4 separate regions of the Homo sapiens genome follow, and all the other regions are linked to region 1. The links are chromatin loops, found by intact Hi-C in ENCODE. Cell type or tissue: endothelial cell of umbilical vein. All regions are shown on one strand. Region 1 has its middle 230 kb from the start of ANKRD50. Region 2 has its middle 71 kb from the start of FAT4. Region 3 has its middle 130 kb from the start of LINC02516. Region 4 has its middle 70 kb from the start of ANKRD50.

The links. Peaks named below come from ENCODE experiments on the same cell type or tissue, not always from the same donor. Only the 100,000 strongest peaks of a DNase experiment are listed, where the experiment ranks them.
Region 2: a loop joins it to region 1, with 7 times the contacts of the local background. A loop is called at or near these places in 6 of 110 quality-filtered maps.
Region 3: it touches region 1 in a loop (13-fold over the local background); 4 of 110 quality-filtered maps call a loop at or near these places.
Region 4: it touches region 1 in a loop (7-fold over the local background); 3 of 110 quality-filtered maps call a loop at or near these places.

What each region holds. Positions count from the first base shown.
Region 1 is chr4:124,937,178-124,945,177 of GRCh38, forward strand. No RefSeq gene overlaps it. Among named protein-coding and RNA genes, the nearest start is that of ANKRD50, 230 kb to the left of the region's middle. In endothelial cell of umbilical vein, no CTCF peak of the experiment used is centred here; DNase peaks (open chromatin) are centred at 2,704, 3,384 and 4,304; H3K27ac peaks cover 3,501 bases.
Region 2 is chr4:125,240,350-125,248,349 of GRCh38, forward strand. No RefSeq gene overlaps it. Among named protein-coding and RNA genes, the nearest start is that of FAT4, 71 kb to the right of the region's middle. In endothelial cell of umbilical vein, a CTCF peak has its summit at 4,746; DNase peaks (open chromatin) are centred at 3,832 and 4,692; H3K27ac peaks cover 339 bases.
Region 3 is chr4:124,428,892-124,436,891 of GRCh38, forward strand. It overlaps the pseudogene TUBAP10. Among named protein-coding and RNA genes, the nearest start is that of LINC02516, 130 kb to the right of the region's middle. In endothelial cell of umbilical vein, no CTCF peak of the experiment used is centred here; DNase peaks (open chromatin) are centred at 630, 1,060, 3,880, 4,750 and 1 weaker place; H3K27ac peaks cover 6,538 bases.
Region 4 is chr4:124,638,667-124,646,666 of GRCh38, forward strand. No RefSeq gene overlaps it. Among named protein-coding and RNA genes, the nearest start is that of ANKRD50, 70 kb to the right of the region's middle. In endothelial cell of umbilical vein, no CTCF peak of the experiment used is centred here; DNase peaks (open chromatin) are centred at 1,595 and 3,545; H3K27ac peaks cover 2,328 bases.

The DNA of each region.
Region 1 (8,000 bases):
GTTCAGTTGTAGTTTTCTAATACTGGGCCTGATGTCATTAAACCAGAGTACTCCCTGAGCTATCAAGTGTGTACCCAGCAGTGTGCATCGCAGTAGTATACAAGGACTAACATTGAATTATATTCAACTTTAGCATCAACCATGAATTAACTCTTGCTTTCAAAAGGTAGGTTGGTTATGTCAGGAAGTGAAAGTACAAAAAGCAAAGAAATAGAATCTTTCAATTACAGAAGAAGTTGCTCTTGCATTGGTCTTGCTTCTTAGCAAAATTCTGTGTTTCTCATTTTAAAACTCTTTTTTTCACCTTTATTTCCTTGTTACTTTCTGTTGTTTCTTTTTGTAATGCTATTGTAGATACATACAAATACAACTACCAGCATTTTGCTAGGAAGATAGACAACCAGCTTGTGCTAGGAAAAAGGTGTCTACAGAAATGAATAGTTGCATATTTAATTGAAAGACATCTTAATAATTACACTAACAATGACAGAAAATAAACTACAAACAAAGGCATTTAAAAAAAAGAGGCAAATATTCAAACAGTGAATGTGAGAAATGGTCAGTGGGAGGTCGAAAGGCAGCAGCATAGTCTAAAGGTAAAAAAAATCCAGCTTGGACCCAAATGTATGTTAGTTACGGTAGATAGCTAGTCACACATGAACAGGGCAGGAGACCCTCCACCCCCCAACTAGGAATGTCAGGTGACCACTGGGTGATGGTTAGGAGGTTGTTAACTGTCTCTCTAAAAAAATAATTGGTAGTAGCTGGCTCCAGGGAAAGGCAGGCTCCCAATATATATGAAACACCTGAAACTAATGATCAGTAGCTTCCTGATAAGATCTCAGGAGTTGGGCAAGTGGTCTCACACATGCGCATTAACAGGCAAAGTGGCAGAGTTTAACTGGTGCCTGACCTCCTAGGGACATTTGGCCGGTAAAGGAAGAACTTCTCAAGTGAGTATGCATACAACTCCAGTAAATACACTGCGCATGCTCCCCTCCCAAGTGCTGGCAGGCCACTGTGCGTGAGGACAGCCCACCCCCAGGGTAGAATCAGGAGAGAAGGAACACAAGAGACCCCGGAAGTATACCAGCCTATAAAACCTCAAGTCAAAAGGTCAAACCACACACTTGATCTCTCAAGTTGCCCACTTGGCCCTCATTCAAGTGTACTCTTCTTTCTTTTTATTCCTGCTCTAAAGCCTTTTAATCAACTTTTACTCCTGCTCTAAAACTTGCCTTAGTCTCTTCTGCCTTATGGCCCTCAGTCGAATTCTTTTTTCTGAGGAGGCAAGAATTCAGGTTGTTGCAGACCCATATGGATTTGCTGCTAGTAACAATTATGGGGCATACATTTGGAGGTTTTCTGTTTATTTATTTATGTTCATTAGGTAACATATTTATGATGTTTGTGTGAAGCTTAATCAAATTCCAAGTTAAATGACCTTTTATTCTATTACCATTTTATGAGAGATTTGAATTTGTAACCTCTCATTCATTGGTCCCAGTAAGAATTCTGATAAACCCAGTGGGATAAATCCATATTTTTCAGAGTATGGTTTACAGACTAGCTGTCCGTCACAGGGCAAGTACAGAAATTGAGAGTATGTGGTTAGAAACATTTAGAGCAATTTGAGTCATTTTATGTCTGCTGAATCAGATGACAAATAATTTGGGCTTATGTTTAGTGTGTCTAATTTTTCAGAAGTTCATTTTTATAATATTTACAATATTATCAATCCATGAAGAATAGGGAATTGTTAAAATGTTCTCTACCATAGTCCCTTGCATAATACTAACTTAATAAGACTTTATTCTGACTGTGCGTTCCACAATTATTTGTGCATGTATGCATGCTTCAAAGGCCAGTGTTTACAGAAGAAAACCAAAATGAAATTTCTCAAGTCATCCCTTAGGAGAGGCTTTAAAACACACAATATCTATTTCCCAAATCTGACTGCTAAGAAAGCTCAACTGTGTTGGGGGAAAATATTAAACAAGAGGGTCTAAGAGAGTGGTCAATACTTAATGATACATACAACTACCTATGTGGAAACCTTCATCTTATGACTTGTATGCACCAGGGAAGAACACTTTATGTCATGGAGCAGAGTGGAGCTTCCTTTTATACCATTAGCTGGGCATGGTGGCGCATGCCTGTAATCCCAGCTACTCTGGAGGCTGAGGCAGGAAAATCGCTTGAACCCAGCAGGCAGAGGCTGCAGTGAGCCGAGAAAGTGCCATTGCAGTTCAGCCTGGGCAACAAGAGGAAAACCCTGTCTCAAAAAAAAAAAAATAGATATTGTTAATACACAGTGGATACTCTTGTTTTCTGGTAAAAATTGGCTTCTGTTTTAGCAATTCCATAAAAATCTTTTAGTATTGTCACTTTCTTCCCTCTTCAATTTTTTTTCTTCCTCTTTTCTGTACTTTCCTTGTCATTTCCTTCCTTTTCTGTATTTGTGCTGAGTTGTTGGGAGTTGAAGAATTAGGGACTTAAATTTTTGTTATGTACTAGAAATAGATTAGGAATAGATTACCACTTGCTAAAGATGTCATAGGTGATACATAGTTTTACATTTGTAGGTTTACAACTATGGATTAATATGTTTTAATATTTTCCAATTCACTGAAAACCAAACCTAACTCTTATGTGGAAACAGTGTCAGTCCTTTGGAAATCCTCTGGAGGAGTATTTGTATATGCCTACAATAATGTTATGAAAAGAAACTTAATAGAATGTAACAAGATAAGGTGAGAAAATTAGTTTTTTAAATAAGAGCCACTTAATTTCAAGTTAATTAAAGGGCATACAGGAACCTTATCTATTTTGGCATATAGATTTGTAAATGTGAGGTCTTGGTTCTTCTGTTTTGTCCAGACTGAGTATGTTGACCTTTGCAGGCACACTTTTAATTTCTGGTCAAACAAGTTTTTCTGTTTATGTTGAAATTACCTCCAGCAGTTGTTCTTAGGCCAGGCTAATTATCAGAATCACCTGGGGAGTTACCATATAAAAATCTCCGGAGGTAAGAGCTGGGAATTTTTAAACTCCATAATCCCTAAAATCCTACACAGGTGATTTTGATGAATAGTCAAGTTTGGAAGCATTTGTCTGGAGGCAAAAGTCCCCAAAGAGATAAAAATGAATTTAACATTTTTATAAGCATCCTAGTACAAAAGAGGAAGTTCCATTGTTACTGGAAGTTCTACAGTATCTTCTTAAAACATTGGGTAGGTATTCTGAATGTGGACCCTTCAGTTATAATCTCCTTAAGGATGAGGACACAATTTCCTTCCATTGTATTCTTCACATGGTTATTACATTCCACTGAGATGAGACATTCATTTAACTCTGCTGAGCAATTTGACATTCCCAAGAGAAAACGTGGCTAAAAAAGAAATAGAACATTCACTAACTCATGTGCTTTACTTGGAAGACATCCACCTCCAGAGAAAAATGATCAAACTCACACAAGTAGTATTTCCAAGTGCTGATACACAACTGTCATTATTTAAAAGGCAGACTCACTGCTGCTGAATTCCACGTGGACAATCGTAGCTAATTGAGGCAGTTATTTTAAGAATATTTCATAATTTCTAAAGCAGCCATAATTTTATTTAATGTTTTGTTTGACAAATATAGCTTTACAGGCTCTATTGTTCCAATTAAAACAATATTAGACTAAACAATTAAAATGTTTTCATTATAAATTTTTATCATAAATGCTTATAATGACAATGATTACAGTGCTGAGTTTTTTTATATTGAGTAATTAACAATAGTGTTCCATCATTTAAGAAAACCTTATTTCAACATATTAGGCCCAACTTAAGGGCATCGATAAAGATGAAATAAATTGTATTGCCATTAAAAACACTGAAAAATGCCAGATAGTCATTTAGTTATATTTTACAACTTTCTTCTTTTTATATCTTTCTAGAATTATACTGTTATAGTCACTTTGATCTGTTGTTCCTGTTCCTAACTTATCAGATTAATCAATTCTCAAAGATTTGTAGAATGATAAATCAGATCACACCCTGCTCCAAACCAGTCTTTGGGCTATTTTAGCATTTATGCATCTAAATGTTAACCCCGTTACTTAGTTTAAGTGACACATCCATATTCCCTACGAACAGCTTATTTAAAATACCTGACTGATTATACCAAAGATTTCCCAACTCATAATTTTGCCTTGAGTGTAATAGTTTCTTTTTTTCTTATTGTGCATTTTAGGTGTTTGTTCCAGGCAATACATTATCCTACCTAATCTCCATGTTTAGATCTTTTTTTCTCATGCCTTGAAATTACCTGCCTCATGACTCATCATGTTAACTGAGTAATCAACTTCCTCGGTGTAATGTAGTCTTTGGACAAGAGTTGAAGGGCTATGACATCCAATTAATATATGCATTTTTTTTTAGTATTTTCTTATGAGAGCAATATAAGCACTTATTAAAATGTTACAGATGAGTTTATAATGGAAACCAGGAATTCCCTTTCTCAATTCTCACTGTCGTCCTGATCCTCAGAGCGACTGTTTTGAATATATTTTGTTTTTCTTATAGTTACCTTCGTATCTCCCAAATATACTTTTATTACTATGTCTTTATGATATTTAGAAATATTTACTGATTTTTATCTTTTAAAGGTGAGGATTCAGTTTACTTATCTAACCTATCCTCTTCCCTAACACTTTTTCTTATTTATTATAATAATTACTTTATTAAATACTATAATAAAGTAATAAATATTTAATACTTTATAGCTCTTTTACTGGTATTTTTCTAGGTTTAAGAAATTATTTAAAACTTTATTTCATGTTCCATTATAAATGACTATCCTTAATGTATAAAATAAAGATATTAGCATCTTTATCTTTTTTGATGTCTTTCCTTCCCGTCTTCTCTTTTCTACCTTCCATTCAAGTTACACTGCATTATACATTGTTAGGGTGATAACATTTTATTCAGTTCTATAATCCAAGGATAATTTTATGTGCTTTATATATAGAATCACTTTAAAAGTTGAAAATCAATAAACTAAACTTTTCCATTTATTTTTATTTATTTACATTATCTTGACCATGTAAATTTAGTTCACTATATAGGTAAAGTAGTGAGCTATGATTATATTTCTTTCTTAGGAGTTTTAATTTGTCAATTTTGGTATCACACAAGGGTGAATATTTCTACAATTATGTTCAAATGTAATGACATACAATTGTTCAAAGTCATTTTTAATTTTGTCATATTTAATTTAATCAAAAGTCATATTTGATTATGGATTTTTGTTTAATTTTTGACATCTCCCTAGAGTATCTATTGCCTTTGTGTTTTTCTCGTTAGGATAAAAGACACATATCCTTTCTATTCTATCCCTAATATGATTCAAGTTTTTACTCATTTTATTTATTTCTTGAAAGGTATAAGGTACTTATTTTTGCAGACATGCTTCTTGGTAACCATGACCTTCCATTTTACTTTGGACTATTGTTTTTATGCCTATATTGAAAAAAATTAGGGTCATTTTTAATATTTCAGAGTTTTTTGGTGGTTCTGTGGTAGAATTGCACTTCTCCAATTTGAAATTGTGCATGACAAATATGACTTTCTTTGAGTAATAATATATGAGCAGAGGTCTTACAAGCCAGTGGGAAAGGTGCCATAATCTTTCCCCCTGCCACGTAGGTATGGATGGAAACTTTACATTCTAGATCCCAGAGTGACAAGACATAAACCAGGGTTACAGTCAATTATTTAAGAGAGATTCATGTATTGAGTACATATAGTAGTCATCCCTTATCTGTAGGAGATGCATTTGAAGACCCCTAGTGGATTCCTGAAACTGGGGATAGTACCAAAGCCTACATATACTACGCACAATTTTTTTTTCCTTCTTCACAATTTCGTGGAGATTCGTTCTTATTGTAGATCTTAGCAACCTGAGCATATGATTTTTTTTTTTATTAGAGAACTTTTACCCTTTCACTTAAAGGAAGCACTTTATTATTTCTCTTTGGCATATCTGAATTATCAACATCATTACTCTTGAACATTAGGTCCATTATTAAGTAAAATAAAGGGTTACTTCAGTACAAGCAATGCTATACCTTGACAGTTGATCTGATAACCTAGAGGGCTATTAAGTGACTAACGGGTGGTTAGTGCGTATACAGCATGGATACACCGGACGAGAGATGATTCACGTCCTGGGTGGACTGTCTTAAGATTTCATCACACTACTCAAAGGGGTGTGCAACGTAAAAGTTATGATTTTTAAATTTCTGGTATTTTCCATTTAATATTTTTAGACCATTGTTGCCTGCAAGTAACTGAAACCACGAAAAGTGAAACCGTGGATAAGGGGGGGCTATTGCGCTACATGCCAAAAGTTATTTATATGGAGGGGATATAGGAGAGATCCGAATAGTAAATTTCTTGATGACATGATGTTAGGTACTAGTTAAGGTGGAAGAAAGAGAAACTAAATACATAGGTATGTAGTATGCCAGTGGGCAACATGACACAGAAGAATAAAATAGGCTAAGTGGTCAGAATGAGAGTGAGCCATGGTTCTTCCACAGCACGGTTAGAGAAGGCATTCTAAGATGGTAACACTTGAGCAGAGATAAGGATATGAGGGAGAAGGTTATTTAATATTTGGAAAAATAGTTATTTAATATTTGAAAAAAGATGGAATTCCAGTTGCAATGGCTCTCAGTCAGGAGCGTGCTTGGCTTGGAGCAGCAGGGGAGGTCGGTGTGGCTAGGTCAGGAAAGCACTGCTGGGCTGGTCTGAGTGGCCCAGTAGAAGAGTAGTCAAAGACCAGATCGTAAAGAGACTTATGGGCCATGATAAGGTTTTGGCTTTTATTCTGTGAGAGCTGGGAAGCTACAGGAGAATTTTAAATAGAAAATGGCGTGATCTGACTCGCACTTTCGAAGACTCACTCCTCCTGCTGATTGAAGAATAGACCACAGGAAAGGGAGGCATGAAAATCTAAGGTCAAGGTTAAGTTTCCCCAGGACTTCACAGCCTTACTCAAATGCACTCGAGTATTCTTTTTGGCTGATACCGTTGGCATTTATTTTCATTCTTTTATTGGGCAGATTTTTTTGTTATGCATAAGTTTTTAGACTATTCTCACTTTTCTGCTCTGAAGTGTCATAGTGATGTGTTTTGGATCATGAGGCATTTGTGTTTAAAATTTATCTTGCTCAGCAGCTTGTGGATATTTTTAAAGGCTTGCGTCTCCAGCTCTGGAAATTATTTTCTATTATTTCTTTAAAAATATGTTTTTCTCTCATGTTCCTCTATTCTTTCCTTCTAGGATTTTATTATATATAACTTTCTATTTAACTTTGTCTTTTGTATTAAAAAAATTTATTATTATAGAGTTTAGAAAAGTTGTTTGTTTTCTCTGGCTCTGTTAAAGCAGGAAGACCAAAGGTAGAATAAAAAGACCATATGTTTCAAGAAATAGCTGGAGTATCTTTAATGTTTTTGTGTGAAATTGAATAATATTTTAATGTCTTTGTTGTATATGATTTTCATAAACCTTCACCAGTTCACTCCTTTCTGATTCTGAATTTATAATTTTCTTTCTCCTTCATTTTAAATTATTTCACTAGGATCTCAGAAAATAAGAAATAAGTTTGTTCTATAAACCTAACTCATTTCAATGATGTCACTATATTTAAGGGAGAAGAAAACGGGGGTTTGTTCAGTAATTTTAGACTACTTGGTTAATATTACAAGTTTTTTTTTTTTTTCACAAAGCCACCCCTGAATTTTGCCTCTGTATTTCCCAACATTGAATCTATCAGTTTGTATAGTATAATCATTTCTTCCAATAGCTCTTTTCAGATGCCACCTGAAAATCATTTGATGGAAATAAACTGCAGAATTTTATAAGAGAGTTCTCTCTCAGATTTTGAACCATGGCTTGACGTTGTGGCTTTAAATATCATCTACAGAGATAATCATTTACCTACT
Region 2 (8,000 bases), 300 kb after region 1:
CACTGAAATTTCTTAGTATATTTCTAAAGTATAGCTATTGATACAAACTGAGTATGAAGCAACAATTCAGAAAATTATTAGAACTTATTTTATACTCTATACACATTAACTTTTTAATTTAGCAAAATTTGTTTACAAATTTTAGTGTGTTTTGTAATACAATTTAGTACATCTCTGGTACTATGTGAAACTCTGCAGGTCGAAGGGCAAGCAAGACAGACGAGGTCCCAGTCTTTATGACACTTAAGTTTATGTGTTATGCCTAAAATATGTTGTGACTGGTCTAATTCAAGAATTGCAAGCTACAATTCACATGCTAAATCCCACATGTCATTTGCTATTTTGTAAATAAGTTTAATTGAAACACAGCCATGCCAATTAATTGATAAATTGTCCATAACTGCTTTGATGCTATAATGGCAGAGTTGACCACTGGGACAGATAACTTACGGTTGAAAAATATTTAGTATCTGATCCTTTAATGAGAAAGTTTGCTGATCTTGGTCTAATTGATCATATTAGTAATTAAATGACAATAGCAGTAACTTTTTAGCTGTTTGTAGCATGCTGTTTGCATGTGTGGAAGCAATGGATATTGACAAGTGTAGTCAATCAAAAGTCATGCCAGTTTGTAGAGAGTCTTTATTTGACTCTGCCACTGCTGCATTAATATGCTCATAACCCTCTGTCAAACATACAATATCATAACCCCAAGAATCAATGATTCATATTCATCTTATCTTCCCATTTCAGTAGAGACATAATACCATACTAACATAATATCTTATAGTTATTACATTCAGTACTCAAAAGAAATACCCAGTAAGGTGAGTGCATCAGTGGACCACATTAGAATTCATTCTCTTAAATGCTGCAATGACTTTGAGGAGTCCTACTTGTGAAGATAAGAATACTTGAAGATCTATTCCAATGTTTTTGGCTGAGCAAATTTGCTCATGTTTATGAGACCTTATGGATTCTAGTTGTAAACTATGATTGACAGAAAACAGCTCATTTACAGAATAAATTCTAAATTCCCCCACATTCGTAGGAAATTCATTGTCTAAAGCATCTTCTCCCTTCTGCTAGTGATTAGATATTTGAATAGTGCTGGTAAATCCTCAGAGTTGTTCTATCACTGCTAATTTATTTTTAAGGCAGAATTTTTTTGATTAGAAGCATAAAGAAAGTAATCAATTCTTCCCCATTGTGAATTAATTATAGATGTAGCAGTGGTAGAGAATAAAGATTCATTGTGACATATCAATATCTGCTTTCAAAGGAAAGTATGCTTCTATCATTATTTGATCTTTTTTCACATCAGAATTCCAGGTAAATAAACATGCAATTGTAAAAAACAAAAAACCAAAAACCCACAAAACAAAACAAAACTTGCCCAGGATTAAAAAAGAGTACAGTTTCATCATTAAATAACAATTGAAAAAGAGCTGCCCTAAAGCAATAGATCTGAAGTTTACCCACACTTCTTTAAAAGAAAGAAATGTCTGGTAAAATACTTCTGAATTATATTTACTAATACAAAGAGAGATTAACTCTGCACAAATATGTTGGAATAGCTTAAAGTGAAATATGAAAAGTGTCTTCTTTAAGTCAGAATGTTGCAATTGTTTTTTATTATTTAAAAGCCTACATTCTTTCTGTGCATAAGATAGTGTGTGTGAATGCTGTATAATTACTTTGAACCACAAAAGCATTGTAAAAATTGATATAAGGAGAATCACGAAAAGAGTAGACAATGTTGACTGACTTTTCTAGGTAGACTTCTAGATGTCTAACCTATGTAATAATTTATGTTGTTAAGACAGTATTATTTGTCTCACACTTTCATCTTGACATTTTTAACATCAGAAAAAATTAAAGGAATTGGCATTCAGAAAGAATAAATACAAATATTTGTGGTTAGTATATAGTAGACCCAATGATACAACACGTCTAATTCTAAGACCCATATTCTTTCCTTCATAGCATGATGTTTCTTTAAGTTAATTTAACATTTTTGAATGAATAGATACCTATGTACCTATTACATGAAAAATAAATTTGTCTCCATGTACTTGCATAAATACATGGGCAATGTTCATGAAAAGAATGATGGCCACATCTGAAGTGTATTTTCAGACACATCTTCCTCTCTGAATGAGGTAGACAAGTGTAATCTTCAAAGTTTCTGACAATTACAGAAGTCTACAGTTTCCCAAAAAATTAAATTGAAAAGTTGAAATTCTTAATTCAAAAAATAGAATTTTGGAATTTTTACTAAACGTAGAAACTCTGTACAAATATATAGTGATAAATTTGTATAATCAAATATACATTCTGTTTACCAGTATGTGTTAATTCTACCTATAATTTCAGGGAAGCTTCTCAATAATAGTTTTTAACTTTTTTTTTTCAAAATGAATGAAGGCAAGAAGCTTGACACGAACAGCCCAATGTCATGTAACTAATATTTGAAATGTGGTATTAGATCCTAGGATATACTCTCACCAGAAAAAAATGATAAATTGGTGTGGATTCAGACAATAACTTAGAGTTATCAATTCCAGTATCAGAGTCATTCTCTAAAGTTTATTTTTAAACTTTTTGTCCTAATAAAATGTATTATGCATGTGATTTCCTGTATTCCATGAAAAAAATAACATAAGAAATAAAATGTAGTGCCAGTCTTTAAGGATTTCGAATCCATAGTGTGATGGAAAATGAATTCTTATACTTTTACGGTGATAAAGACCCACGTCTCATACTAAAATTTATTTTTAAGTTATATTCATTGACTTCTGGATTTTATAGACACTTAGAAATCCAGTTGTGAAGTTAGCTTTCTAAATCTGTAATTTCTGGTAAAAGATGATGCTATAAATACTAAAGAAGATTGTAAGATAAATAGTAAGGTAAATAAAGCATTGTTTTGGAATGCCATTATTATAAGTAATAATTTTAAATCATCTTCTATTGAAAAAAATGAATATTGTGAATAAAATAGTTTTAAGAAACTACTACTAGCTTTCAACAAAGGAATACCTAAGAGAAAAATAGAAGATATATCACAAATTAAAACAAGAAACAATTTAAGTGGCAGTATAGCTTATAACATATATAAAATCATGGATAGAGTTTATAAATGCAATTTATTTTTGACACATGGTATTAGATATAAAGTTAAAAATCAAAATATAACATTCTTATATATTAGAGATTTTAAAAGACCATTAAATTCTAAAATAATTATATTGAATAAAATTTATATTATGAGGTTGTGAGCCAAATTTGTTCACAAATTGGGCACTGGGTAAAAGCTTATTAAATGAATGAAAATGTAATGGAACAATCTAGAAAAACAAGAACAAAAATAAGCTGAGTCTGCCAAACAATATTGCCTACAAGAAATGAGAAGAAATGCAATCAGAGGAAATATGAAGAGTTTTCTTTATCTTGCTTTTACAGCATTGCCATCGGTCATCCATTCTTCTTGTCCTTTGGAGGTTGAGGAGTGAGCCATAAAAATATTAAATTAAATGAAAACCACTTCATATTAAAATCAATGGATGACTGTTTGAACAGGCACTCTGCCATGGAGCCTAAACATTCCTGCATGTTCTTGCTGGGTATTCTAAAAATGCAAAGTCCTGACTGCTATTTGAGCCATCTTCCAAGGTTGTGATTATGGTGTCCAACCTTGAGAAGAGGTAGCATCTGCCCCTGGACAGAAAGCAGGCTTGTTCCCACTTGCTATAAAAGCAATACATTCCCCAACCTCAATGTTTCTCTGCTGCGGTACAATCCATTGCATGTATAAACACCCGTGGGTCTGGAGGACAGAGGAAACTGGTATAAATATGAAGCTCTGGCTACTACATTTGCTGTGAGTAATATAGTCCTTTGTCTCCTTTACAGGACTTTTGTGTTTTTTTATGAGCATATATAAAACAGTTCCAGGCTAATTTTCTAACTTACAAGTAGGGTAAAATCTCAGATGCTGTGTAGATCTAAACAATGACATCACTATCAAAATGTGTGTGTGCATGTGTGTACACACATAATTCTCTATATTTTTATATGTACATACACATACACATATATCCTGTATCTACTACTTTTTTTAGTCAACTGTTGTAACATTATGCTAATGGTTACATTAAATTGGTTAAGTACATTAAAATGGTTAAGTAAATTGTGCCATTTACTTAAGCCCTCTGTGCCCCCAACTATACATTGAGAATATTATTGATAGATAACTCATAGGGTTGTTATATGAATTAAATGCTATAGTGAGTGGAGTTTTCTTGGAACAATGTTTGGCACTCAATAGCTTTAATTATTCTTTCTTATCTTTGATTACTATTAACATATTTTATAATTCATTATTTTGCAAAGACATTTCACTGAAAGTAGGTTTGTGATCTTTCTATAACTATAAACAGAGACTTTGAGTAAAATAAATATCAATTTGTAGAATAACATCTACATTTGTATATATAGTGACTCAATTTTTAAAAGAAAATTTCACATTTTGTTTTAAGATTACTCAAAAATCATTTTAAAACATTTCAAGTAGGCAGACTGCCTAAAAAACAATACATGACCTCCTTCTATTTCTAAAATTGATCAATTTTGAAGTTACTCAGATATAGTATTTAAAGACGTTCATAATTGTGAAATATATTTAAAAGACAACAGTGGCCCCTAGTGATGCAAAAACTAAAATAACAGGATGGAGACAGACAATCCAAAGAAAAATAAACTTAAATGGTTTACTGACATTTTTAGCTCCATTGATGAGAGATTAATATTGTCTTTCACAGAAAGCACCCCTTTTTCAAAAATGGCTGTACACACTAACATGCATGCTATTTAAGCCAAGCAGAAACTGATACCTTGACTTTTATGGTTTATAAGGAACTGTAGATGCATAGATAGCCAAATCATACATCATCACAAGAATGGTAATTTACTTTTCGAACATGTTTAATTAGCAATGAATTAGAACTTTCTTATAAATGCTAGTACAGATGGTCCTCAATTTGTGATAGTTTTATTTACAGTTTTTTGACTTTATGTTGGTGCCAAAGAAATGTACAGTCAGTAGAAGCCATACTTCGTTTGAATTTTGAAATTTGATCTTTTCCTGGGTTAGTGATATGCAGTGATACGTTCTTGAGGTGCTGGATCAGATCATCTAACATAAAGCCTATTTTATAATAAAGTGTTGAATATCTTGAAATTTTCTTTCTTTCTCATGTGAGTTTGACTGATATGAGAGCTCTTACATTCAGCTATCAGATACGTGAATTCTGACTTCCAAGCACCTAATCTAATTGTATTGTGAATTCTAAACATTATCACAAATTTTGAAACAAGATGAGAATCTGTTGCACCCACAGAATTTAAAAAGATAATATAAAACAAAAGAGAAGTCCCAATTTACTTTGAATACTGTGGAAATAATTCTTACATAAGAAAGAAATTGGACTACTTAAAATTTGAAGGAAACTATTTCTAATCCAGTAATGCAAACTGAAATCATTTTCCATCAATGTTTTATTTGATGGAAACAAGTAACGTTTTAATGATGATTCAAGTAACCATCACAAAATGTCGTCACAAGAATTAATACGAATTACTAGATGAATGCATTTAGATAGATGTGATGCTTTTGAAAAAATGTAAAATCTGAAAAGCAATTCTGAAGAACAATTATCAATGTATGAGCAAGTAAATATCAGTTAACATAGACATTAATGAAGCATAAATTTACATTATGCTCCAAAGACAGTTTGGTAGGCAAGTTAGTAAACAGAAATGCTATATTGCATTTAGAATAAAGTTGAAGAATTTGTCATTTCTGAATTATCAATGATTTTTCATGAATCAGAAAGGATGTCTAGAAATATTTTTCAAATTACATATATATATTTAAAAACTATGCATACAAAGTAAATGTTCAGTTGTAGTTGGAAGATAAACTCTAAACTCAGATTGCTTAAATTTTGTGTGTTTGTGAGAACGTAAGATTTTATTTTTCTTGAATAAATACTTGTACAGTACTAGGATGTGTGGAAAGCATGTTCTTAATTAGAAACTACCAAACTTTTTTCTAAAGTGACTTACCATACTGCTTTCCCATCAACAAGTTAATGAAATGAAATATTGCTATTTCTTTTTTTTTCTAGCTCATTGAGAAATGTCGTTTATTTTGTCATTTACTTTGCTTCTTAATGGCCTTTTTTCTCCCCCACTCTGCTTTACTGAGGTATGATTGGTATATTAAAACCTGCACATAAATAATGTATATAGTTTGATGAGTTTGGATATATGTATATGCTAGTGCTGCCATCACCGCAATCAAGGAAATAATGGGTATAAAGTTACAACTACACAAGATGAGTAAAATCCAGGTTGCTTGATTTTGAATCCTTGTTCTGCCACTTGGTAATTTTGGTATATTACCACCATTGTCTCAAATTCTTCACCCATAAAATAAGAATACAGATAATAGAGTTTTAGTGAGGATTAAATGGGTTCATAAAAGAATAAGCCTATGTAAATATTAACTATGATCATATTACTATAGAGAAGATTAATGAGAAAGAAAAGCAAAGGGATTACCTCTAACAAAAAAAAAAAAACTCTTAGGCAGCAAAAGGAACAGAATAAAGAGACAACTCATATAACAGGAGAAAATACTTGCAAACCATGCATCTGAAAAGAGGTTAATATTTAAAATATATGAGACTTAACTCAATAGCAAGAAAACTAATAAGCTGATTTAAAAATGGGCAAATAACCTGAATAGGCATTTTTCAAAAGAAGATATATAAATGGCCAGCAATTATATAAAAAAATGTTCATTATCACTAATCATCAGGGCAGTGCAAATTAAAGTCCTAATGAGATATCACCTCATGCTTGTTAGGATGGCTGTTATCAAAAAGACAAATGATAACAAGTGTTGGTGAAGATGTGGAGAAAACGGAAACCTTGTGCACTTTTGGTGGGAATGTAAATCAGTACAGTCATTATGAAAACAGTATGAAGGTTCCTCAAAAAACTAAAAATAAAATTACCTTATGATCCAGCAATCCAACTCTGAGTACATATCCAAAACAAAGGAAAGCTGTATGCACCCTCATGTTCATTGCAGCATAAATAGTAAAAATAGCCAAGATATGAAAACCTAAGTGTCCATTAATAGATAATAAAGAAAATGTGATATGTATAAACAATGGAGTATTATTCAGCCTTTTAGAAAATCCTGTTATTTTCAAGAACATGGATTAATCTGGAGGGCATTATGTTAAGTGTAATAAACCAGGCACAGAAAGAGAAATACCACATGATCTTACTTATATGGGGAATCTAAAAAAAAAAAAAATATTGAACTCATATAAGTAGAGAGTAAAAAGGTGGTTACCAGGGCGTAGGAGATGGGTTAGTGAATTAGGAATATATTGGTCAAAGGATATAAAATTTCAGCTAGAAAGGAGAGGTAAGTTTAAGAGACCTATTGTACAGCATGATGACAATAGTTAATAACACTCTATTGTATAGTTGAAAATCACTGAGAGAGTAGATTTTACATGTTCTTACCACATGAAAAAGTATGTGAGTATAATTAATTAGCTTGATTTAGTCATTCTGCAATGTATACATATTTTGAAGCATCCTGTTTTGCACAATAAATATATACAATTTGTATTTGTCAATTTGAAATAAATAAATTAAATAAATAAATAAATAAATAAATAGCAAAGGAAACACATCCACAAATTTTAGGTGGAAAATAATTAGACTAAACAATAGTTAGCCTCATCAATGATTTTTTTATTTGTTTTCTCCAAAATGTACTTTTCACTCACTATTCTTTCAAAAATAAATTCTTCAATTTTTATCAATTATTTTTAAGAGAGTAAAAATAATTTTTTTCTGTAACACTATTTTTAGCTAGACATAAGTTTATATAGCCTAAACTTTTTTTGATA
Region 3 (8,000 bases), 510 kb before region 1:
AACAATCTCTCTATAAAGGATATTCTTTATACAATTTGAAAAGGAATTAAAATTACAAATGCAAAATTGAGCATAGGGTCTTGTAAGACCAAATTCAAGTGAGAGACCCTGATGTTTTACCTTCAGATGTTTTACCTTCATTAGCTTCAGGGTATAACTATCTCTGATAATCAGTTTTTAATTAAAAAAAAAAGTCAAAAGCCTCAGTCTATTCTTTAGATATCGATATCAAAATTCACATCACAGGTTCCAATCATGAAAAGCCAAAATAAATACCATTAACTTCAAAACCTGATCTGTAGCATAAAGGTTATTGGGTGAAACGGGCTCAAGGCAATCTTCCTTCTTTTTCTAAAACTGTGCCCCACAATTTTTTTCCTATAATGTCTTCTATCTGAAGTTTAGTCATAAAGTCTGTTCCCGACAGGGGAGAGAAATGAGGACATAATGGTATGATCTATGCTTCCTGCCAAGCCCGCTGCTTCGGTGATGGAGGTGCTTTGTACACTGGGTTATTGGATTATGGCCTCTGTTCCTGCCTGCATCCACCAGGGAGCCAAGCGCTCTGTCTTTATTTCGTGACCCTTGTGTTTACACTATTTCCCTCTCTGTGCCATGATTTCCTCTGAGCTATCAAATACTTCTAATTCCTATCCTCGGCCTGTGTGTTTCCTGCCAACTCCCAGGGGCAATCAGTCGCTTCCTCACTTCTTAGATTCTGCCTGCCAAACTTCCTGCTCAAACATGTAACTGTATACATACACACACACACACACACACACACACACACACACACACACATCCAATTTTTATGTCCCTTCTTATGGCTGTCTTCTAAAGTTGAAGAACTTTGAAACTATAAACTGTTTATCCTTTCTCTTAACTACCAAAACTTCCTTCTTCTTCTTCTTTTTTTTTTTTTTTTAATGCAACACCTTTTAACTCATTTAAGGCTGGCCTCAGTGTCTGTATTCCTCCAGCGTGTTCATTTTGCAGTGGAAAGTTTTCAGGAAAATTGGACTTTACCCATTTATAGACTTCAAGCCTTATATTTTATTCATTTGGAATGGATTTTAAAAATGGGTTACTAATTTTGAAGGTTATTAATTTTTTGAAAGTGACTTAAATAAGTAATTTCCTGTTTGCTCCCCTAGTGGCCCCATGAATTGTGCTTGAATTGTTTTCTCATCTCATGACCGAGTAGACTGAATTATTAGGGCAGGATTAGGACCATGTACATCTCAGTACAGCCTTAGCACCTGGTTCAAGGACTGGAATATAGTAGGTGCTTGATGATTCTTTGTGGAATGGAATGAAAGAGAAAAATATTTAGTGTATTTAAAATTTATTTTAATTATTAGAGTAATTATATTGTAGAGGTAAATTTTTTAAATATGGAAAATTTAGATTTTCTGTATAATCAGATTGTTCAGATTTCCTCCATGTCTGTACCTAAAACCACCAAAAATTATAATTTTTAAATGTGAATTTAAATATTTCATTTCATTTACTATCTAAAATGCTTGAACTGCTGATGGCTCATTTTCATTTAGTCCTAATGTCCTGGTTACTTTTTAAAGTAAAATGTTATTTTACTTATATATCATAGAGATGGCAATTCATTCATAATTTGAGTTTCTTTCTTTACATGTCACCCACATCTCTGTTTACTTACCTGATGCTTCTGCTCTTTCCTTTTTTCTCTAATTTTTATTACTAATAACAGTGTTAAGAAATATATACATTTCTAATTTCCAACAAGTAAGCCTAGCTCATATTTTTAATTGTTAAAATCAGGTCTAATTTTAAAGTGAATGCACACAAATAATGGGTCCTTGCTATTTCCACACATATAACATGAATTTCATGAAGGTAATTAGTAAGCAGAATAAGAGAAAATTCCACACATCCCTTCTAAGAGAGAGGGGCATTGGAAAGTTTCAAACCCAAGTGGTTTCAAATCCAGCTCTGACATTTAGTAACTGTGTGTTATTCAGGAGTTACTTAACTTCTTTGAACTTCAGTTTTTTCATTAGGAAAATAGAAAACATAAGGACCTCAACTGGTGGTTAGCAGGATAAATGGTATTAAAATACATTAATTATTTAAGTCATGGTAGATTATATATTGATACTATTATTTTGTGGACTTTTAAAGTCAAATAGACAACCAGCTATAAATATCAGAACTTGATTTTAAAATGAAAAAGAAAAACTATATTTAAATAATCTATTCCAGGCCAGGCACAGTGGCTCATGCCTGTAATCCCAGCAATTTGGGAGGCTGAGGCGGGCAGATCATTTGATGTCAAGAGTGCAAGACCAGCCTGCCCAACACGGTGAAACCCTGCCTCTATTAAAAATACAAAAATTAGCTGGGTGTGCTGATACACACCTGTAATCCCAGCTACTTGAGAGGCTGAGGCATGAGAATCGCTTGAACCTGGAAGGCAGACGTTGGAGTTAGCCGAGATTGCGCCAACGCACTGCAGTGATAGAGCGAGACTGTCTCAAAAATAAATAAATAAATAAATAAATAAATAGAATAACATATTCCAAATATTTTGTCTACAATGTACTTACAATGTTAAGATTATTTACAACTTCATGTTCTTATGTAAGATTTTGATATTTTATAGGTAAAAAATGAAATATATGTGTTCATGTATGAATTAAGGTATTATTTCTACATACAAAAAAATTTGCAGAACTAAGAAAATTACTCTGGGAAACCAAGAGGAGAAACACACTTCTATTTGCATTAGGTGGATGTCTCAGACACAGCCAAACCTGTATCTAATCAGAATAGGCAGTTCCTGAAATTATAACTTTGAGGTTCTAAAAAGCTTGAACATTTTAAAAGAATTTCTGTTTTACATGACTGTTGTACATTTTAGCATGAGTGATTCCTGTTTAGCTTTTAAGCATGCCAATTCCATGAGTGCAGTTAACTCATAGTTCTGGACTGCCTATTTCAGAACCATTTACAATTGCTTTCTCATCTTCTACTGTGAAAACTCCACAGATAGGGCTTAAATACTCAGGTTCCACACACACTTCTGGCTAGCAGTGACCTGACCATGTGATCCAGCTCTACACTCAAAGATTGAGTAGCTTACCTGCTGAGAAACGTTTTTTAAAAGTGGTTTACAGAGGGCACTGTCCTTTGGTTTTTCTCTTCCCACTTCTTCTGGCTTCAGCCTGGATAGTGGATGTGAGCTTGCAGAGCAGCAGCCATGTTACAACCTGAGACAACATACACAAGACCTGGCCTGTACACTCTGAGAACAACGGAAGAAGAAAAAAACAAAATTCTCTGGAACCCTGGACTACTAACCCCTGCTTCTCTCTGTTAAGATAGATAATTCTTGTGTATCTAAATCATTGCACAGACTTCTGGTTGGTTAAACCTGAATTTAATCCTAATTGATATGAGCTTCAACCCAAGCACAGAAGAAACAAAACATGATTTAACGACTATTTTCACAGTTCTCTTAAGGATGGTACATATCACACACCATTCTAGGCATACTGAAATAAAATTAATTCATTACAGAAAATATATTATTAGGACATTAGAACCTACTTCTCTTCCAGGTCTGGTTGAGAAAGATTGTACCAAACCCTGCTATATAAAATACAGCCTGTAGACCAACAGCATAGGCACCATCTGGTAACTAATTGGATGCCTAGAATCTCAGAATTCTCCCTCTTCACCTACTGAATCAGAATTTGCATTTCACCGTGATTCCCAGATGATTCATATGTACCATAAAGTGTTTTAAATGCTGGATGAATTATGAGTTCCCGAGGTCAAAGGAACAGTATTAAAAAAAAATCTTTTCTATCTCTATTTCCCGGTACAATGTCTAGACGGAACATAATAAGCCCAACCAAATATTTGATGAATGAAACATAACACTGGCTCAGTGTCAAGTATTAAATTCCATTATAGGTTTGATTATCACAAATCTAACTATTATTTGCAAAGCTGAGCTTATGACTATGAGGAAATGAATGAATAATGAGACAGATATCATGAAAAAAGGAAAAGTGGTTAAAAAGTTACAAAGCATAGAATGAAAGAAATCACAGGCTCTAGATGTGCACTGAAATTAAAAGTTTTAAGGAACATAGTCCCCTATAACAGAAAGTTAAAACTGGAAAATTAATGGGTAAGTAATGGGGATCTGTCCTTGCCAAAATTCATTATATTACCTAGAGCTGTCTTGATTTGTCTATTTTAGATTCTCCTATTTGGGAGAGTGGTGGACCACTTGACTCTGACGAAAGCTAAAAATGCTGTCTCATGAGAATGCACACATACACACAGACACACATACACACAGACACACATACACACAGACACACATACACACAGACACACATACACAGACACACAGACACGCTTAATTGAGTTTCAGGAAGTGCTCAGACTTTCTAAAACTTAGCTATCGAAGAAGGTACAGTGTACTTCAGGTAAAGAGCCCTTCATGATGTTTGAATTTTCTACATTACAAGTTAAATAAATGATGGTCTATGAAATCTAGAAATGATTTGGAGAAACAGACTTAGTCTCCCTCCTTACATATTCCACATCCTAAATTAACTTTTGACTGAGGGTTGAATTGTGGCCTCCACTCCACTCCAAATATATTGAAGTCCTAACTCTGGTACCTCAGAATGTGACCTTATTTGGAAATAGGGTTGCTGCAGATATAATTAGTTCGATGAGGTCATACTAAAGTAGAGTGGGCCCTTATCCAATATGACTGATGTCATAGTGAAGAGACACAGAGACAGACACGCGAGGGGAGAACATCAGTGATGATGCAGCCCGAGATTGAAGTGCTGTATCTGCAAGCCCAGGAACACCCGCGGCCACCAGAATGTGGAAGAAGCGAGGAAGGATCCTACCCTGGAAGTTTAGGAGGGGGTATGATTCTGCCTACACCTTGATTTATGACCTCGAGACTCTAGAACTGTGAGAGAAGGGATTTCTGTTGTTTTAAGCCCTCCAAGTTTGTAGAAATTTGTTACAGCAGCCCTAGGAAATAGTGGGAAAACATAATCTAGAATTATAATAACTGATTTCAAAGTGTCTGTCGTGGTTATTAATAAAAACTTTTATTCAGAAGGCATTCACTGATCTTCACTATGTGAATTCACTGATCTTCAATTTGCCATGTAATATACCCAAATAAATCAAGAATAGACTCTTATTCTTAGAGAAAAGGTAGCCTAATTTTAATTTAAAATTTACTTAGTTGATCGGGGTTTCAGTTGTTTCATCAGTGAAATGGACATTAAATGTTTAACATTAAAATTGTCTCTGAGTTCCTCTCAGAGTTCCTATCAGAATTTCTATCAGATATAGATAATAATTGATTGGCAGTTTATTTGCTAAGAAATTATTTAAAATGAATTGTAGATACTTAACCTAAAGAAGAGAAAACTAGCTCTCTTCAATTAGTTGAAAGGCAATTAACTAGAAGAGTTATTGTTGTGTATGACCTCAAATGATAGACGGGAACTGGCAGAGATGAAATTAGGCTAAATATACATAAGAACTTGTTAATTATTTTAGCTTTAACAATATATTCTGGCCCTCAATAAGTTCTTGGTCATAAGACTTGTTTTGCTGAAGAGTCATTTGCCAAGATGCCTTTAAGGGTTTCAGTCATTCCCAAGTTGGTTGGAAGATCATATCTTCCAAACACTATGGGATCAAAAAGGGTATATTTGGAAGATTAATCACTCTGGAGATAAAATGAACTTCAAACCCTGTATCTGTTCCTTAGTAACTATGTAAACTTAATTTCTGAATATCACGTTCCTCTCCTGTAAATACAGATATGAATACCCACATTAAAGTATTGTTTTGAATTATAAAATAATGCATACCAAGTGTATAGTCATTAGTTGACAATAAAGTCTGATTCTCTCCTACGCCCTGTAACTCTATGTGTATTTATATGTGCTACTGTTTACTATGTTAGGATACAAAAATAAACTCCTAAATAAAACAAAAGACCACCATTAAATAATATTTTAAAACAATTATTCAGAAAGATAAGTAATAAAGTATAACCTACTGCCACATGTTAATTTTTATAGTTGTGGGGATGTAGAAGTTTGTCACCAGCCACTCAGGTTTTTTCTACATTTGATCCTTAAGGGGAGCAACAGTACTTTCCTCAGAGCATTTAGAATAGAAAGTCCTGAACAACATTTTGAAGGTATAGGGAAAGAGCAAAGGTTCAAAAACATTGCTAAGCTCTGATCCTTAGAAGCACCAACAAAGTTCTGAGTAATTTGACAACAAAACCAGCCTCCAATTATTTTATCTTTAAAAGCAATTACTTCTTCATGACAATTATTCACATATTTTTAATTTGCAAAAATATTCTCTTTATAGTGAGCATATATGGAGCTGTATACTCAGCTTCTTTAATTTAGCTGCTGTGTGGTATAATTTTATAGTTATTTTGTTTTCAGATTTCATGTTCTGGATGTGAATATTAATGTAGCAATAGTCTGCATGTTTTTTTCACTAGAGATAGGCTGTTTGCCCACACATTCCTGAAAGCAACATGAAAAAAACAGGCCCATCAATTACCCTTTGCAAAATCTACATATTTTCCTATGCTTTCTCTGTGTAAAGCAATGCAAATTACAAAATATTTTAAAATGTATATCTATCCTTTTGGGTGTTAAGTTCTGTTTTGCTGAAGCTACTAAATCCTTCTGTTTTATTTATTTATTTATTTATTTATTTATTTAAACCATGCAAGGAGACTGTTTATTTCCAAAGGATTTTGCAATAACCATAATGAATAGGCTCCAGGCAGTTGTTCTATTCTTCTCCCTCATTCTCATCCTCAGAGGAGTCGTTGCCTACTTCCTCATAATCCTTCTCCAGGGTGGCCATATCCTCCCTGAGCCTTGGAGAACTCACCATTCTTCATGCCCTCACCAGCTTCCCAGTGTACAAACGCCCTCTTGACATACATCAGCTTGAACTTGTGGTCCAGGTGGGCCCAGGCCTTGGCAATGGCAATTGTGTTGTTCAGCAGGCACACGTCACACTGTACCTTGGCCCAGGTCACCCCCAGGCACCACAGTGGGCAGCGGTTAGTTGATACCAACCTTGAGGCCTGTGGGGCAGCAGTACACAAGCTGAATGCTGCACTTGGTCTTGATGGTGGCAATGGCAGCATTGACATCCTTGGGTACATCTCTGTGGTACAACAGGCAGTAGGCCATACACTTGCCATACCAGTAAGCCATATTCCCTAAAGTGCCATACCATCACACTTTGCCATCTGGCTGGCAGGCTGAAAGCAGGCATTGGCGATCCCTGCCAAAAACAGCTGTTGTGGTACACCTTCTCTGCAGATGACTGGCACATAGATGGCCGGGGGGATGTAGATGCGAGTGCTGGCCACCAGGTTGATCTGAAACTCTGTCAGATCCATGTTGAGGGCCTTGTCAAAGTGCAGAGAAGCTGTAGTGGAGGAGATTACTTTGCTAATGAGGAAGTTGAGGTTGGTGTAGGTTGGGGACTCAATGTCCAGGTTGTGGCAGCAATTGTCATAGATGGCTTTGTCGTCCACCATGAAGGCACAAGCTGAGTGCTCTAGGGTGGTGTGAGTGAGTGGTCAGGATGAAGTTGTAGGGCTCAACTATGGCTGTGGACACCTGCAGGGCTGAGTAGTTGGAGAATTACAGCTTAGATTTTGCCATTGTACCAGAGAGCTGCTCCATTAGGAGTGAGGTAAAGCCAGAGCCAGTGCCCCTGTCAAAGCTGTGGAACACCAGGAAGTCCTGAAGTCCTGTGCATTGGTCAGACGGCTTCCAGGTCCAGTCCAGCACTGGGTCATTGATCTCTTTGCCAATGGTATAGTGACCACGGACATCGTTGTTGAGAGCATCCTCTTTTACAGTGATGAGCTACTCTGGGTGGAAGAACTGTTGTTATAGGCCATTTCAGATTTCATC
Region 4 (8,000 bases), 300 kb before region 1:
TTATAACATTAAATTTCAGGATAATTTTTCAGAAATGAATTTGGGGGCCAAATGCCAGCCCTTTGAAGAAGTGTGTAAACGTGTCTCATTTTTTAGTCTTGACTTTCAGCTATAAGTTTCTGACAAAGACTCTCTTTGACCAAACTGTAGTCAGGCTCCTCTGAGCCCTCTTCTCAGCTAGGCTTCAACCTCAGGTTTCCCTGTTTTCCTGGGGTCCAGTTATAGCAAGAATCCTGCTAAGTTAATTCAGAGAGAATCTCTCAACCCTTGATATTTGATCACTCTTAGTATCTATTAATAATCAGATTCCTCATGCCCTACCATCAATACCTGACCATTCTGGCCTGCCTTCAGCAAGAGTCTTGTTAGGTCAGTTTCACCAGAACCCCTGCTGCCCTTCATGTCTCCTTTTAGTAATTTTTTGTCTACCAACGACTCTCCAAACTGCTCTTTTGTTATAAATCTCCCACTAGTTTTTGCTGTATTCAGAATTGAGCCTGATTTCTTTCCAGTATTTTGATAGCTTTTATACCTATTGCAATGGTTCTGTAATAAAGTCTTCCTTACCATCTTGTCAGAACTGTCAGAACAAGGTTTTTTTTTTTTTTTTTTTTTGACAGTTCATTAGTTTTAATAAGTCTCAGTAATTGTACGCTTGGGAATTCTCAAATAAATCACAGATACCTACTGGATGAGCTAACTTGTAGCTTCATTTTTCTAAGGAGAATATTTCAGAATATTTACTAATCTTTGAAGATAAAGTTTATTGCAGATGTTAATCTGACTTTTAATCTGCTTTCATCTTTTTCTTATTTATCTCTGCCTCACCTCTATTACTAACATGATATTATTCAGGAATAAATGTTCTACTTCTAGCCTCTAAATCAAAGCATATAGTTTCATACAATAAAATCAATTCTGACTACTCAGGGAAAAAGATAAGCTTGTCTGTATCAAAAATCTATTTAGAGTTTTGATGAAATAAACTTTTTCCAAAAAATCCATAAGCCACCAATTAGCATCTTATGAAGGAATATGCTATGCATTAAGACTATTTAACTAGTTTGAACATTTAGATGGCCAATTATAGTCTTAGTCACAATATCAGAAAAAAGCAGAATTTGTATGAGTAGAGTTAAATCAGAACTACTCGTAATCATAATAATCAACTCCTCAAATAACTATAAAAGTTATTAATGAATAAATAAGAGACACATTTGACTCAAGTCAGTTAATTTAAAATAGTTTGCCTAATTTAGCAAGCCATGTGGAAATCAAAGAGAAAAAGAAAAGGGCAACTAACATTTATTTAGTGCTTCAACAGGTGTTTCATAATGTTAACTCCTTTAATCTTCACAACCTTGTAGTGAGTATATTATCTTAATTTTAAATAAAGGAAACAAGATGTGAGAGGTTACGTAATTTGCCTAAGGTCAAAGTGCTAGGAAATGGTAAATACCAGATTTGAAATTAAGCCTGACTAAAAAAGTTCACGCCTTCACTAAGTCCTGCAGTTCAGGCAGGAAATAAGTTTTGCATCCTTAGCTAGTCCATGGGATTGCAACCATGGCATGCTAAGGTGACACTGTAATGAGTCACCATGGCATGACTCCAGCCAATGTAAAAATTGGCAGATGGGACCTACTTGCATTCAGAAAAAAATGACTAAAAGGGCCCCTAACGAATAAATAATATTTCAAAATTTGAGCTGAAAAAGAAGTTCAAAGAAACAAATTTGTCAGTTTCATTGACTTATTTTAAATTGAGAATACATTCACTTGGTAAATAAATAGAAGTATCCAGTGAAAAGTCTACCTCCATCTTTGCCATGTGAGCTGAGAGTTTCTATTCCCCTCTTTCCATACATAAACCATGTGATCAGCTTTTTATGTGCCCTTCCAGTGGTTGTTTCATGAAGACATTTTGTCACCTTTCTTATGAAAAAGGAAGCATAAGATACATACTGTTCTACACCAAGTTTTTTTCTCACATAATAGAATATCTTGGAGAGTTTTACTAATCTTTACTAAAGATTGGTACATAAATAGCTACCTCATTCTTTTTTTTTTTTTTACAGTTGCAGAACGTTTCATTAAATAGACAATAATTTATTTAATCAGTCTCTACTAATGGGCATGGTTTTCAAATTTCTTGCCATTATCATTTTTATTTTTGTGCTATACTTTCATTATTGTTGGTCAATTATCTTTTAATTATTCAAATAATGCTTCAATGAATAAAGTTGTATATACATAATTTCAAACAGGTATAGGCATATCTGTAGGTAAACTACCAAAATGGGATTGCTGGGTCAAAGAGTAAATGAATTTATAATTTTCTAATATCATAAGTAAATTGCTTTTCGTAGGGATTGTGGCAGTTTCTACTCCTATCTGCAATGTGTGAGCATGCCTATTTCTCATAGAGTTTATTAAAAAGAGATTTTTTTAAATCAAGTTTTGAGATTTTTGCCATACTAATAGATTAAAAAATGCTATTTTAGTATATTTGTTACACTACATGTTGTACTCAGTTATTGTTTGTATATGTAAGAATGATTGAAAATACGTATTTTTTACTTTACTGCATTATTGAAACCTCTCATTACTTATCAGGTAGTTTTTCAGGTTATTCACTTGGGCTCTTCTAAGTATACAATGACATTGTCTGCACTCAGTAATAACTTAAACTTCTTCATTGCAAACTCCACTGTTTTTTTTGTTGTTGTTGTTTCTAATTACATCAACTACTAATTCAGAATCTATGTAATAAAATTTCATATAACTGTAAAAAAAAAGAGAAAGAGTACATATAAAAACTTGTGAAACACTAGTCTATGATTTTGTTACAGTATTGCTCCAATGTCAGTTTCCAAGTTTTAGTAAATGTATTGCAGTAATGTAACATGTTATCATTGGAAGAATCCGGGTAAAGAATGTACATAGGAACTCTGAACCATTTACGCAAGTAAAATAAAAGGTTTCCTTGCATTTGATAGACTTCTTGCTCTAATTCTGACACGTATTTCTTTATAGAAATTTAGGCTTTTTAGATATTTAGATATGCTTATAGAGGGTAATGGTAGAAAACCCCATAATATTGTTTAGTCTACACACATTCAAATTTATAACATGTCTTATGTGTTGTGGTTATATTTCATACAGCATGGTGATCTTTCTCAACTTGAAAAATTAGATAAAAAATTACTCACAAGTGGAAAATATGCTGCCGTTTCCTGTACTCATCCCTGATGGGAAAACAGAGGCGCCTCTCTTCTCTGTGTGACAGGTTGAAGAAGGAATATTGATCCAGTCTCCTCTGAAATAATGCATCTTCACTGTGGATTCCCTTATAGGGAAGAAAGAATGTTAGTAAAATCGATGTGAAAGTAGAAACATAAAATCTTAGGGGTTGAGGTGGGGATGGAAAATCATTCAACATGGATTAAGAAGATCTGTCATATGAATGAGACTAAGTTTTCTGAGTCATTCTCTTAAAGGAGGAAGTTGAACTAGATGACCCAATGCAGCACTTGTAAGCATCGCTGATTTTCAGAAATGCTGGGAAGCTGCCAAGGTGATTCAGATGACAAGCCAGGTTTGAAAACCCACTGATTCAAGACAAATTTTATGTCTAAGTTATTATTTGAAATAGGATCAGAATATCATCCATTGCAGGGATAACTGTTATTCCCAACAAATAACCAATTGACTGAAAAAGTGAGAGTTCTTAAACCAACCCAAATATGCATTTCAGACCTTAGAAAAATAGTTATTCTTGTTTAAAAATTACTTTTCACCTTGAAGGAAATTTTGTATAACCTTCAAGTCTTCATTATTAAGCACTCCATTGAGAATATATTTGACTTAAGTACATCCTAAATAACAGCTTTAAGTGAAATGAGTCAAACTTTTCTTTCATATGTTATGAGCTACTGTATTTATTTAACATTTGAATAGGATCACCATAAAAAAAGGGGAAATACTTCAGAAAAACGCTGTATCAGACTTTATAAATGATTATACAATTCTTACATAGTTGAGGTTTTATTTTAATTCTCTCTAGCTCTTCATTGCTTAAATTTCAAAAATGACTTAGCAGGTTTTCTTTCTCTTAAAAAATATTTTTACAATTGCTTAGGTAGAATCTTTCGCCTATATGGGGCTAACTGCTGTTAAGTCCCGACTCTCACTTCAACCACTATAACTTCGTGCTTTACCTTCAGACTTTTTATCTTTAATACTAATGTTTACCCTTAACAGACTGATGTATTTTTAAAACAGAAACCAAGAACTGCTTCTTCAACTCTTCCTAAAAGGCACCTTTCATTAAAAATAGGTGTAGGCAGGGCGAATAAGGGACCTTGCCCATACTTGCCTATCTTCTCTCATTAAGGTTCTAGGGTGTCACTCTTGGGTCAGGTCCCACATTTGTACTCTCATCACTGCCCTGTGGGGAGGGCTGAGACAAACAATGACAGAATTTGGCTTCTGTTCTCCAAGGAAGTACCTGTGAGCATAGGCAGAGAAGTTATCTATATCATACATAGTAAGTCTTGATGGGGAAAATATTTTAAAGCCTGATGACCACAGTGTTCGTCCCTCTTAGAAGTCTATGAAAGGCCCTGCTGCTATGCTAGTAATTAACACCAAAGAAGAGCTCGCTCCTTGAAGGCAGCATCATAGATAAATGCTCTCTCACTAAGGCAATGTCAGAGGTTAAGTCCTTAATAACGAGGCAATGGAGTAAAGTTGAACTCTTGGTTGAATCCTAAACTGAGCTCTGCCTGATCTCTACATGCTCCCACACCTTCTTCACAAATAAATGTATGTAATTTTTCAAGTTCCACCACACAGATGGAGGCAAAAAATGTACATGCTGTTCTTGATGTTATAAGCCAGCCTGACCCACACCAGCAACAAATAACAATCAGGGTTTTAGGATAACTCCATTGCTGCACCTGGCTTTCTCTGAGTCTGCAAAAGCCAAATTTCTTAGCTCTGTGACCCTAATATTATCTTTATCCTCTAGTTCTTTTGACCTTTAGTTCTAATGTTTTGGACATTGGCTTTCTCTTCTACTTTTGACTTAAATCAGACATTCATCTGTCAGTATTCCTTTACTCATCTTAACCCACACTCTTACTTTGTTGGGAGACAATTCTCCAGGGGTCTCATGTTTTTGACCATCCTGTGACAACTTCCATTCTCTACTACATTTTCAAAGATATTTGTGTAAGAAGGAAACAACAGACACTGGAGTCTACTTGAGGGTGGAGGGTGGGAGGAGGGAGAGGAACAGAAAAGATAACTATTGGGTACTGGGCCTAATACCTGGGTGATGAAATAATCTGTACAACAAACCCCCGTGACATGTGTTTACCTATGTAACAAACCTTCATATGGACCACCAAACCTAAAAGTAAAAAAAAAAGTAAATATAAAAATATAGGCAGGGCGCGGTGGCTCACGCCTGTAATCCCAGTACTTTGGGAGGTCAAGGCTGGCGGATCACAAGGTCAGGAGATCGAGACCATCCTGGCTAACATGGTGAAACCCTGTCTCTACTAAAAATGCAAAAAAAAAAAAAAATTTAGCCAGGCGTGGTGGCAGGTGTTTGTAGTCCCAGCTACTCGGGAGGTTGAGGCAGGAGAATGGCGTGAACCTGGGAGGCAGAGCTTGCAGTGAGCTGAGATTGCGCCACTGCACTCCAGCCTGGGCAACAGAGTGAGACTCCATCTTAAAAAAAAAAAAAAAAATATATATATATATATATTTATATTATATATATATTTATATATAATATGTATTTATATGTTTATATATATTTATATATTATATGTTTATATATATAAAATAAAAATTAATATATAATATAAACATATAATACTTAAAACCCCAAAGATATTGTGTAGTAAATAGCCTTGCAGGTATAATACCTACTTCCAGCGCAGAGGACAATTTCTTTATTGTCTAAGTTAATAAAGACAATAGCTCTCTCCGGGGCAAAATTTGAGCTAGTCTGTTAGCAGCCCTTTTAGAAGATTGAGGGTTTCTTAGTCTCTGGGTTCCTCAGCGCAGCCTCTGTGGATGCAGCATTCTCCTGTGCCTGCCTCTAAATCATCCGAGTGGGGCTTAGGGTGAAACAAAAACCAATGCAAAGATGGAGCTCATGCTGCCTGCTGTGCTATGAGTAATAAAGTCCTTTGTCTCTAATTCAGAAGTCTTATGTCTTCTGCTGGCATCTATGAGATAGTAGCTGGCTAACTTGTGAGCTTCTAAGTAGAGTAAAATCCCACACCATTTGCAGCACTTGACATGCCTCAGTTCATATAACTAGTATAGCTGGCATTGTTTCTTTGGAGTTTTCCTAGAATTTATTTCCCTTTCCTAATGGTACTCTGGTTCCCTCTCGAGAATTACATGTTCCCCATTGGATACTATCTTCAGGAATTTAATTAGGTGTTCTGCCCTCTCCTAGCTAAGACATGGAGGCATGATGCAGGCTGAACTCATTGGAACTTAAACAAAGACAATGAAAACAATTGACATTGATTCATCCCCAGCAGTGACTCCCTAAACAAGTATTATCTGCTATTTCTGTACATCCTTTTCCTAGAATCTATAGATAACTTGAACTCTGTCTATGTCCAGGTCAGGTTCCTCACATTTCCCATGAATTGTGTGAGATTCAAATATCCCCAAAATACATTTCTTTTGGTTGAAGTTGGCTTTTGTTTCTTTCTGCCAAAGAACTCTAACATAATCAGCCAGCATTCTGGGCAGTCTGCGTCTCACTCCCCACAAGGTCATGTGTGTTTTTGTGTTGTGGCCACCTGCATTTTCATAAAGCATGGTTATGTCCCTCTACTTATGGGGATTAGAAACAAGATACTACTGAACACATAAATAAAAACAGTAAAACACCCTACATTTCTAGATTTTGTCTATCTCTGGTTAGAAACCTATTTCAAAGGATTCATTCATTCATTAAAGACTTACTTCCTGAGCATCTCCTTTATGCCAAGAACTGCAAGATGTTAACAAAAGAGAAATGGCCTCTGCTGTCATTGAGCACACATTCTAATTCTATTCTGTATCACATTTCTACTCTCTGTTTAAAAAAAGAGACTGTTAGAATATAAATTCCTTGTGGGCAGAAATTGGGCTTTTTAAAGTCACTTTCTAACATGGAAATTAGTGGATATTAAGTATTCAATAAGCATTTATTGACTAAATAAATAAATGACATTTCCATTGGAAAGTTGAAATGCATTATTGGTCACAAACAGAATTGTCCAAGACAAACATTAAATGCATTGAACCTAAGATGATGAAACAATAAATAGGTTTCTTCTTGTATTTAAGTGAGGCCAGTCTAATAGTTTTCACAATTAGTATGCATTTGGCAAATAAATTCTCAATGTTCCAGGAACACTAAAAATCATTCTGGATTAATTAAGAATTTAACTGGAAAATAAGCATGACTACAATTAAATAGAAAAAATTAAGTGTGAGAAATGTAAATAAAAAGCATATAAGAAATGTGTGAATAAAGTTTATTTTACAGTTTAATGAATAATAATGTTTTTTTTGCACAAATCAAGAGATATAGTCCAGAACCTTAGAGTAAAATCATAGACTTTATTGATTGTTTATCTGGTTTTTTGTTTGTTTGTTTATTTGTATTTGTAGAAACAGAGTCTCACTATGTTGCCCTTCTGGTCTCAAACTCCTGGCCTCCGGAGATCCCCCAGTCTTGGTCTCCCAAAGTACTGGGGTTACAAGTGTAAGCCACCACATCTGGCTTCACTGATTATTTTTTGTCACTTTATCTTGCTTTCCTTTGTAGGGCCTCTATTTTTGTTCTAAGATTATGCTTTATTTTTCATCCTTGTATAGCTCTTCTTTTGTTTTCCCAATTTTATTTTATATATTTATTTTTGAGACGGAGTCTCGCTCTGTCGCCCAGGCTAGAGTGCATTGGCACAATCTCGGCTC